2 separate regions of the Homo sapiens genome follow, and region 2 is linked to region 1. A link is a loop called in an ENCODE intact Hi-C map of the cell type or tissue named here. Cell type or tissue: A673. All regions are shown on one strand. Each heading gives the region's core, and the rest is flanking DNA. Links, peaks and the distances in the headings are about the cores only. Region 1 holds the start of LINC01831 (long intergenic non-protein coding RNA 1831). Region 2 has its middle 300 kb from the start of LINC01935.

Region 1 (5,390 bases), core at 85-5,084:
CATCAATGAATAAAAACTGACTACATTTTCAACAAACGCACATGTCCTGATAAATGAGGGTCCTGACTTAATTGCTCTGTAAATTAAGAGCTCACCGTAGTGACAATAGAGAAGAGTTTTAATATTTAAAAACTCATTAAATTTGTGTACTTTGTGAATAATTAAAGTCGCAGGACCACTTTAAGGGGCTAATGTAAGTTTCATTCTTAAATGTATATCACGGATGAGGATAATTCATCTACCAAAAAAAAGCCAATTTTTTAAATTGCTAAATTTGGTTACTTTTTTTTGTCCTAATTGGTTACTTTTGGTCCTAATTTGTCTGTGGCTTTTTCCTCATCCTTTTTTTTTTTTTTCCAAATGACAATGACTGAATTAAAATGTTGTGGTCTGCGGGTTTAAAAGTCAGTTATCTGTTTATACAAAAAAAAACGATCTGTTTATACAAAAAAGAACCAGGCAAAACACACCTGGTTGGCTTCACCTTTTTTCTTATACATGAACTAAACTTTTTCATTTGCATTTGATTGTTTTCATTTGAAGTGTGCTCTAATTTGAACTATTCCCCCCCCCAAAAAAAAGTTCTGTTGTTTTTGTTTATGACTTACAGCTGTGTAAAGATCTAAATGTGTAAGTATGTGTGACGATGACAAGATTTGAAAAGATTTGTGCAAACCACAAATCCTGGTGATTACAAAAGGGAGGCTCTCTTGAAAGAGTTCACGTCAAAACCCCTGAATAACCACTAAACATAGAGAGCAGAGATTCTTTCTCCTTTATATCAAAACTTTGTCTTTAAAAGTGATGACTGCTCTAAGAATGATCTATGATTTTCCAGCCTGGTGTTCACAGTTGGGAAAGGGTCTAGTTCTGGGTCAACGAGGCTTCTGTGTCATCTTTGTATTTTTCACATCTCTTACTCCTCCTGTCCACATGTCAATGTTAGTATTGTCATCGATATTTAGTCAATAATTAAGCTGACACTCTTGGTCTGCTCAGTTTTCGGAGATCACTGGACATTTTGAAGTGTGAGCTCTCTGTGGAAGGCAAGCATACGGAACTCCGTCTGGTATTTCTTCCTGGAAACGTACGTACCATTTTTGAAAGAATCACTTTCTTGTGAACTCGATACTTCTGAAAATAAAAATGAAAAAAAAAAAAGCTGGGGCTGGGCCTTGGGGGTTCACTTTAATTAAATTGGAACATTGATCTGTCTTCAAGCAACCCTTAGCAGGGAAAAGAGGTGTCTACCGAAAAAGGAGACAATATTCATAAATCGTTGTTTTATTACAAGTTGGAAGAAGTGAAGTGGATTTCCTAGGATGTGGGTAGGGGCACACCTATTATTCTTAAAGGAGTATGATTCCAGTTCTTGTCTTTAAAAGAAATAGATGAATGCGGTAGCAATCCAAAGTCTGTGCTCCTGTGCCCTTCTAATAGAAGAAATCACAAAAATGTAGAGAAAAGTAGGTAAGAAATGCACATGCAGGATAAAAATGTAAAAGGTAAACTATTTTTTTATGCTATCAATTCATTATCACAACTGCTGAATGTTCCTCTGTCTTAGACTAGGGGCTATCTTTCCAGAGTTCTCAACTGTAAGAAAACTATTATATTAAAATGCTCTCACAATGAATCCCATGGGATTGGGGAAAGCTATGTTGCAAATGGGATTTTGCACTGTGTGAATTGCCAATCCCAAAAGATTGTGAGATCCTGTGGCTAGGCACAGGTTCTACAATATGTGCATTTGTGAAAAGGGAATGTCATCACTACATATTATTTTTACCTTTGGCAAGAATTTTATAAAATTTCAGAGCTTATCACACTCAAAAATACTTCTATAAGGGTGGCAAAATCTACATGAAATCGCTCTGGATGCCATACTATCATGCATTTATTAATTTGTTCTCATATTGTTTTTGCTTTATTTGACCTGGAAAATAAATGAAAACTGTAAGTTGCTAGTCCTATAAAATCATCCACCTGTTGAAAGCATAGCATAGCAAATACCACCATGGACATCAGGGAGGAAAAGGTAAGGAAAAGGAGTGAAACTTAGGAGAACGGATGCCAGAAAAAAAAAATGCAAGGAAGAAAATAATGGGAGATGGAAGTCTCCTTTCTCTTTTTAGCTTCTATTTTGGATATGAGCAGATGAGAAAGGAAAAGAAATTGATATGGAGAGAAACACATGGTGGAGAGTAACACAAGACCATAATACACAGAGCCACTTGCCCCAATAAAAATGTCATGTCACATGCTAAAGGACAGAGGAAGCACAGAATTGCCCATATTAAGTTTTTACTTTGTTACAAAGCATTCACTAAAAGAAAATTGGTTAAATCTGACCACATCACTGTTTGTCTTTTTCAGAAACCTACTCTCAGAAAACCCATTGAAGTCCCTGTTTTACAACTAACATAATGGGCGTGTGGAAATGCCTCTCCATCCACCAGGGGGCAGAAACGAACCCTTTGATTGGCCAGAGATCTTTGGACTTCAACTTTGATTTGGAATAGTTGTAATTTGCATAGCCTTTTCACTCTCAGACATCACTCTTTCTGTCACTAGGAACATAACCATATAGACTTTTCAAAGAAACCTCTTAATTCTGTGTGAAACTCTAAACTTCACTCTACCAATAAACTTCCCCACATTCACACTAGAGAGATGTGATGGGAATGCTGGGTCTTACATATGGTGGTCTTCATATTTTCGTGGATTTGTCTTTTGAGGCATGGAGTGCCTGACCTTTGCGTATGCAAGATTCGCTAGCATGTAAACTCTGTCACTGTCTCCCAAGAACACAGAAACAGGGCTATTAATAATTTTAATGCTTACTGTTTTGTGTAGCTTTTTTTGCAGAAACTGTCTATTAAAAAGTCAAATTTGGTGGTGCTTTTCTTGTGTTTTTGGTGGGGAGGCGGACCGCTTCCTGGAAGGAAGGGATGTGTGTAATGTATATAAAGTCACCTTGTGCTATTCTCATTCAGTTTAGCACCGTGCTGCTCAGTGATCATGGCCTTCATCAATGCAAGCATCAAAGTAAGGGTGGCCATTTCAGGAGAACTAAATGTTAGAAATAATTAAAATAACTACAACTGACATATACTCAAGGGAGCCATAAAATGTAGCCTTCTCTGATGTCCAATATGTAGCTGAACTGAAATACAATCCTTTAGCATCTGAACAAGTAAAAAAAAAAATCTGGCTCAGGAATTGTCATTGGAGTTGGTTTCTCACCACATTTCTGAATAGTTTACATCTGTTGACCAGCCCTAAGTCCTACTTAACATATGCAATCTGATGAGAGATCACAGTCTGAATTAATTGATGTAAAATAGATTGAGTTTAATTAGCACATCTTTACTATACTGTGTTGAAGATGTGGCATTTAAATAAAACTAGAACAATATCCAGTAGCACAAACATTATCGTATACAGAGATTTTAAAGGAAATCATAATAAGAAACATGAAGCCTATTGAACTCCATTAAAAAGCCAAACCACAGGGAGGTAGCCAGTCAGAAAGTACAGCCCTTGAATTTATTTTAAAAACCTACCAGTACAGCCATGCTTCTATTGCTGAATCACATCTGCCATCACTGATCTTGCCAGAAGATATAATGTAATAAAACAAACCCAGGTGATTTCAGAACCATCCATTTTTCTTTTTCTTTAAAAGTATGGGAAACAAACTCTTGGGCATGTTGGTAGTATTTTCTGGTGGTGATGAGCTCCTCTTGTCCCAAGCTCAGGCTCCCTGGTAATGGAACCCACTGTACATGCATTCGAATTTCCTCTGTGGTTCACTCTCTGTCCTTTGGAGGCTGTTGTGACAGGGCTGCTCCTTAGTGACTTCCTGGGATAGGCATGACATCAATTAGACACACACCCCACGTACTTTAACACTAACCATGACACTAAAGTGGTAAAATCCATAATAAGTAAATCCAACAACATATACATAAGCAAGATGGCAAATAGCTCAATCTTTCCTAAAATTATACATCCTTGTACTCAAGAAAACATTTGCTTCATTCAGGATTTTCCTGTGGTGATCCATCTCACTTCTATTTCTTCAGTGTTCTAACTTCATGAGTAATTTCTTTTTTTCCTTACTCTTAAAGCTATCCAACCTTGAGTTTGATTATTAGTACTTTTGTTTTTCTTTCCAAATAACAAAGAGAAAGTTCCAAGAGTTCTTGTTTGTAGGTGAAAATGATACTACTGGTTGGGCTTCGGTAGGTCATTTGCTTTGAGTTGTTTTCTAGATACAGGCTTATACTAATCTTTTTATTTTTCTCTTACCTAGCCCTGCCTATCCTCCCATCAACGATTCTTTTTTCCAACAATACTAAGTACTAGGTTGTCATTAGGTTTTAGAACAGACTGAAACAAACAGGCAGATTTTGATATGGGTATTCATGACCTGGGCTCCAACAGCCTAGTTCTCTATTCAAGGATCAAGCCAACCATCTGATGCCATACACATCTAATACTTTCTCAAAATATCACACTTTTATTTGGATCTCCATTAGATCCAAATAAATGATAAAATATCATATTTCAAAAAGCTATCTATATCATCAAAAATTCATCCTTGAAATTTTTAAAGGAAGTTTTTCTCTCTGGAAGAAAAAACGGAGCATGTCAAACCAATTATACATACAGCTGTCTAATTGCTTGCACATTTGAGGCCAGTAGGAACCAACTGTCACTGCAAGAGATAGACGTAAATCTGGCCCTTGGTGCCTGGAGGACTGACCTGTTCAGATCTGTGGTTCCATAGGCATTTATATCTAGTCTACAGGTACTGCTGGATTTTTGGTGTTGACATTTTAAGTAGTTTAATATTATTCGAATGAGACAAAATTGAAAAAGCCTCAGAAAAGGAAATGTTTTGCTGATCTGAAACACAAATCCTGCTTGAACTCCAGTGATGTAGTTCAAGGACATAACAGAACCAAAGGTAATGTTCTGATAAAATTTAGACATTTCCAAATCCATATTCAAATATGGGTATTTATGATGCATCTTGGACTCCTTGACATGTAGGAAAGTCCAGGCACCTCCATGACCTCTGAATCAGCTAGGGATAAATAGCTCAAAAATCTGTTTTAAGGGGGAAAAAAACTGATGATCAAGAGCTCTGAGCATATGAATAACAACTATAACTCATATAACAATACTAACGATATTACTAGGTGTTGTGTTCAGTTCTATGCAAATGATCATCAGGCAAGTGTGTTTCTCTACATCTAAAAGTCAGATCCCAGTGCAATATTGGGACTTTTTCTTGGGACATTTTGCTTTTCTGAAATTGTGGCATGCCTAGTAGCCTTGCTCAGCTGCACCCTCTCCCCGCATCACACACCTCTAACCCC
Region 2 (5,390 bases), core at 60-5,059, 1.1 Mb after region 1:
GCAAAAAGGACTGGTGACATTTCAGGGCTTCCTTTTCATTGACATCCAATACCACTTCGTGCTGCACAAGCAGGTTGGCCTAGCCTAGCATTCAGCCCACAGTGAGCAATCAATAAACGTTGTTGACTGACCTCCGTTGGTGCACCCAACACATCAACCCATGGACTCTGCAGCCTCATTACAGAACCATCTTGGGGGACATGCCATTTTGAAAGTTTTACAAATATTTTTAATACAATGAGTGAGTGAATGAAGTAGCTGGTAATTATGACTCCATTGCTAGAATTCCCAATCCCTAATCCTTCCAAACTTGCAGCAACACATGTCTCTGTTTCCAATGAATGCCATGATTCACCTCACTTAGGAGAGATCTCTCCACTTCATGCAGAATAGAAATTACGGACATATAGAAATGTGTACAATATAAATGACTTGAAATATATGTTCTATAATATTGGCTGTACTGTAGTCCACTAGCTGTCAAAAAACTGTATATAATTATGCTCATTAAGAAAAAACAGGCATATATTCAATTACTTTTCTGCTGCCAGAATAGTTTTCTCTTCTATTATATCAAATATCTTAGTTTATGCCATGCATGTTAAAGTTTACCACTCCTTGAGGCTTGTAACTGCAACATTTTTGAGCTATCTGGAGGATTATAATTGCGTGCACATACCAATTATGGATTGGATTCAGCATTTTCAGATAACTTCCCAAATCGCAAAGACAGCACAGTGGTCTCCAGGCATTTTCAGGCCAGTTTGATTACAGGTGTAGTACACACAGTCTTGTTAGTTCTCCTTGATGAGGGCTTCCTTTCCCTGCTGGGTCTCTGGGAGAGAAACTGACCATTGCTTTTCACTAACAATTTCTTCTCATTCCCCAGAGATGCCTTAATGAGCCCCTCGGACATGGCCAAAGGCAATCTTGTTCTCTGGGCCAGTGAGGTGAAAAGCCAAAGCTTAACCTACCAGGCAAGCAATAATTAATAAGGTATCTTTGATTCATCTCAATTCATTAACAAAGTTACAAGTTTGAGGGCCTAAAGGAACACAGTGTTTTTCTGTCATTTCATTTACAAGTATTGAATGAAACACCCATGCCAAGGTATGTTAAAAAAAAATTAACTTACAAAGAAAATAAATGAATGTAGAATACTAATTGGGTGAAAGCAACTGACAGATACTGCAAAAGATTGATTTTAGGGAAAATGGAGAAATCTGTTTTCTGTTTATTTTAAGGACAGGAAATGAATACTGATTAGAAATGTATAGGCAGTTGCGTCGTGCAGCATTTGGTAATGTTTTCACTGGATATTTGATTTGTCTAAGTTTTTCCCAGATTTTAGATTGGATGCCAGTTATCAGAGTGAGTTTTTTGTCTAATAGTTAGTTGGACTTCCTTGGATACATGGCTCTTAAATTATGAGCATTTGCAATGCCTTCCTGTGGAAAAAATAATTCAAGCACAAATGTCACATTGCCACAGAAATACCTCTTTTAAGTAGGCAAAAGAAGTCTGAGATGATGCGGTTCAATTTCTGCTGGCTTATTTTTTTTCCTAAGAATCTGTTGTGAATTTGTTTAAAAGAAAATGACCCTTTTGGATTTGTAGGAATCTGGAAGTGTTATGCTATTATTCCTTAAATGTGCAGTATGGATATATGTCTGTCTATCTATCTATCTATCTATCTATCTATCTATCTATCTATCTATCTATGTATCTACCTACCTACCTATCAATCATCTACCTATCTATCTGATAGGTAAAATATCCTCAGATAGATATCCTCTAGGATAAAAGCAAAAACAAAGCAAAGCCATATTTCTACATAAGAAATGTTAGTTTTAGACGAGTGTATTAGAATGCAACCCCTCAGAGAAAGAGAGGAAGTATCAATCACTGTGGGTGCACATTAAGCTGTTCCTTAGTATTGCCATCCGGTTTAAGTGGGGGAGGGCTCATCTCATCTGCATTTGTTGTATTCCAGTCTTGCTAGGGGGCCTGCCTCCGCAGTGAATAAGGTGACTGTGGGAACAGCTTGGAGGTGGCAGAAAGGCTATAGCAGAGTCAAGCTGCTTCCCTAATCAGCTTTGCTGGGACCGCTGTATGATAGCCTCTGTGAAGAAATTTAAAGACCCTTATGCAGTATCTCCTGGAACTGTGTACAGTGTACATGGGCTGGAGTCAAACTATTCTGATTCTTCATGGGAATTTTGGAAATGCAGTAGTGAGGTTGTAGTGACATCTAAAGGCAGACTCTTCAACTTGTACTGCACTTCCAGACAGCTTGCTCCTTTTTACCAATGCTTCTAATGATAGCTTCTGACATATTTCTCCTAAAATCTGCACAAAGCAGCTTTACCTCAGGTCTTCTCTTTTCTCAGTCTGTATCGTTGAGAGTGGGAATTTTCTTGCCATCTGTGAATTCCTCTCTTGTGTACAATATTCTATCACTTCTGTCGCTGCTGCAAGGTTGTCTTCTCCTCTGAAACCAATACCCTTAACAATTATTTGGCCTCATCTTGAGGCCAAACGAGGCTAAAGTATGTAAAACACACCTTGGGTGAGAACCTCCACTCCCCTGTGCCAAGATTCTGCCTTGGTGGCAATTACACAGCTGGCTGGCTATGTAATGCTCCCTTTCCTGCGTTCCTGGAGCTAACAATATGCTCCAGAGGCTGTATAAATTTCCTCTGAGGGGTAGGCTTTGTCCAAGCCACCTGCTGCTATCATGAATTGGATGCAACTGCCTTGCCACTTGGCACAAGGAAATACGCACTTTTAATGTTGGGTGCCCACATTTGAACCGTGTTTCTTTTCTTCTTCTTTGGATAAAATGACCTTTACCTTTAGCTTTTCTTTTTTTGCATCCTCAATTCCGTAGGCTTCTTCCTGCCACTTCCTCACTCTCCGTAGGGACTTTTAACCTTGCCCTTGACTATCCTGCAAAGAGGGCTGGCTTTTCACCACCACCTCCTCCCCAAGCATCCTCGCTGTGGCCATTTCAGTGACCTGCTGTCTTGTTTTGGATGAGCTTCTCAGTCTCCTGGTGTGCAGAGTAGTGAGCCTAAAAGTTCTCATACTTTGATTTGCTTTTACCATCCTTAATCAGATGCATCCCATTGGTAAATTTGGACAAGGGCAAGAAAATTAGACCAAGTACACAAGGCAACAGAGTATTTTGCATGCAGGTGATTCCCAACAATAAGAAAACCTGAATTATTGCTCTCCATTGAGGGGATGGCAGTTTTTCTTTTCTGTTTCTTCTTCTTTAATGGCCTCAGGGAAAGACCTATAAAGTTGCATTGAATAGTTGGAAGATAATAACACTAGTGGTAAATGTCCCTGCATAGGTCCACCACCCTGCCCCTGGCAGTAATCCTGGCCTTGGGGATCTGAAATTTCCTAAAGATGTATTAGTGTCGTATACACATGTGCGCTTGTACGCTCATAATCCTTTTCTCTGGCTTCTTAGCTGCATGCTTTGTATTTAAATTTTCCTTCTGACCAAGTAAATCCCTTTGGATGAAGTGACAGGGTCTTTTCAGCACCCATAGCTGGTGACAGCTGGTGGAGAAACTCTGAAAGGCTGCAAAGTGTTCCTTACTAGCTTTCTTCAAGACCAGTGCCAGCCACCAGCTGAGCGATTTCTTAGTTCTCCCTTCAGGCATCAGTCAGTTGAAGAGGCTCACAGTAAATGCTAAAATATAATAGATATTAATATAAAAGACAATATCTGTACTTCTGGCTTAACCATGCCTTTAATTAGGTACTTCTTTATTATATGTGAACATGGAAACTTTTCATTAATTCTGGTGCAACCCTTTATTAATACTGTATGAAGTATATTCTGGCATCTGAAATGCAGTGAAAACGGCTTTGAAAGCAGTGATTGCCGATAACCTTTGAGGAAAAAAAAAAAAAAAAACAGCTCGCAGGGCCAGATGCATGCTGTTCCCCCTTCTACACTGAAGTTTCCCTGTGAATTTTAACTTGTAATATATTCTGTTGTTTTAAATGAAAATTGAAAGATGTCTCTTTTTGTGGGGGGGGGGGGTGGTCCCTGTGGCCCATTGCTATTGTTAGATTAAGTAATGAGGTAATGACAAAGATTCAACCTAAATAAGAAACTAGACTTTGAATTAATGTGGGCATTAGCAGTAAGATAGACCCCATGTGGAATTGTTTAGTTTTGAATAGTTACCTAACCAGATGCCAGGTCTATATTTTCTGAAAAAGCAAAATAAAATAATATTTTCGGGGGAACACAAGATAATCATTTTACAGCAACATTTTGTTGTCATTAGGATTTCTTTATAAAGCTGGATTTCTCATATACCTAATAATCCTTCTAGAAATTAAGCATCTGCTAACATAAAACATGTCTAAAATGTAAAGTAATATACCGTTTCTAAAGATGTCTAGCTATAGATTCCTTTTCACGTACTTTCTCCTTTACTACTTTTGCTTACTCTTTTCTTAATTTTTTGAAGCATGAAAAGAGTTGAGAGAGTATTTTATTATTTTTGTGTGGATACATATAAATTATCCCTTGAAACTAGGCTTTCAGGGAAGAAGTATTTGTTGCTGTATATTATGTCCATGTGGAGATCTGATAGAGCATAGACTTAAAGTCATGCAGATGGCCAGATATGTTGGTTATTCCAGAACTTTGAGAAGTCTTGCTTGAGACAAATTATTTGACAATGCAAAATTAATAGCAGAGTCTACCATTCTGGTTTGGTAACAAAAAATTACATAGAAATGAAAACTTTTCTTCACACATGCAGAAATGTGTGTGTGTGAGTGTGTGTGTATATATAATCTTCCTCTTGCATTTCCATTGCTTTTTAAATTGATATAATTTTGCTATTAAATGAATCTGACATCCTGAGAATATTTCAAGAAACTTGAATACTACATTTCTTGCTATGATTCAGTTTTACAGAAACTGTTACACTTGAATCTACTAAGTTAGAGATGAGAAAATTAATACAAAAATAAAAGAAAATAGTTGAACTTTACCTTATATTTCAAAGTCCAAAACGATGTATTGGCAGCAAAACAGATTCTGTGACTTTTGTGGAAGAGAGTGGTTCAATTTGGAGTTTTAATTCCTGAGTTTTTTATTTTTGTTGTTCTGCATTTAGCATTCCAAATTTTCTTACATCTGTACCTCTGTTTGGGAGGAGGAAATGTACAGGATGGGAAAAGGGAACCGGAGGCTTTTACAGGTATAAATATGTAACTGAGCCCTCAAAATAGGCACTTTGCAAAACATCAAATGATACCTTTTTCTGAAATATGAGAAAAATTGCTGAACTCAATAATCGGGGTATGCTATAATAATATTAAATAAGCTGTCAAAAGAATAACATTTCTCC

The links. A loop is a pair of places that touch in the nucleus more often than their neighbours do. Peaks named below come from ENCODE experiments on the same cell type or tissue, not always from the same donor. Only the 100,000 strongest peaks of a DNase experiment are listed, where the experiment ranks them.
Region 2: a loop joins it to region 1, with 7 times the contacts of the local background. A loop is called at or near these places in 2 of 110 quality-filtered maps.

What each region holds. Positions count from the first base shown.
Region 1 is chr2:104,409,656-104,415,045 of GRCh38, reverse strand. It overlaps LINC01831 (long intergenic non-protein coding RNA 1831), which reads left to right and starts at 1,015. Exons shown (of 2, transcript NR_135589.1): 1 at 1,015-1,087; 2 at 2,377-2,894. LOC124908058 (a long non-coding RNA gene) reads right to left here. Exons shown (of 2, transcript XR_007088675.1): 2 at 3,334-3,865. RefSeq lists an enhancer at 1-156. In A673, for the core only: a CTCF peak has its summit at 2,439 (motif pointing right); no DNase peak of the experiment used is centred there.
Region 2 is chr2:103,286,149-103,291,538 of GRCh38, reverse strand. No RefSeq gene overlaps it. Among named protein-coding and RNA genes, the nearest start is that of LINC01935, 300 kb to the right of the region's middle. In A673, for the core only: a CTCF peak has its summit at 2,251; no DNase peak of the experiment used is centred there.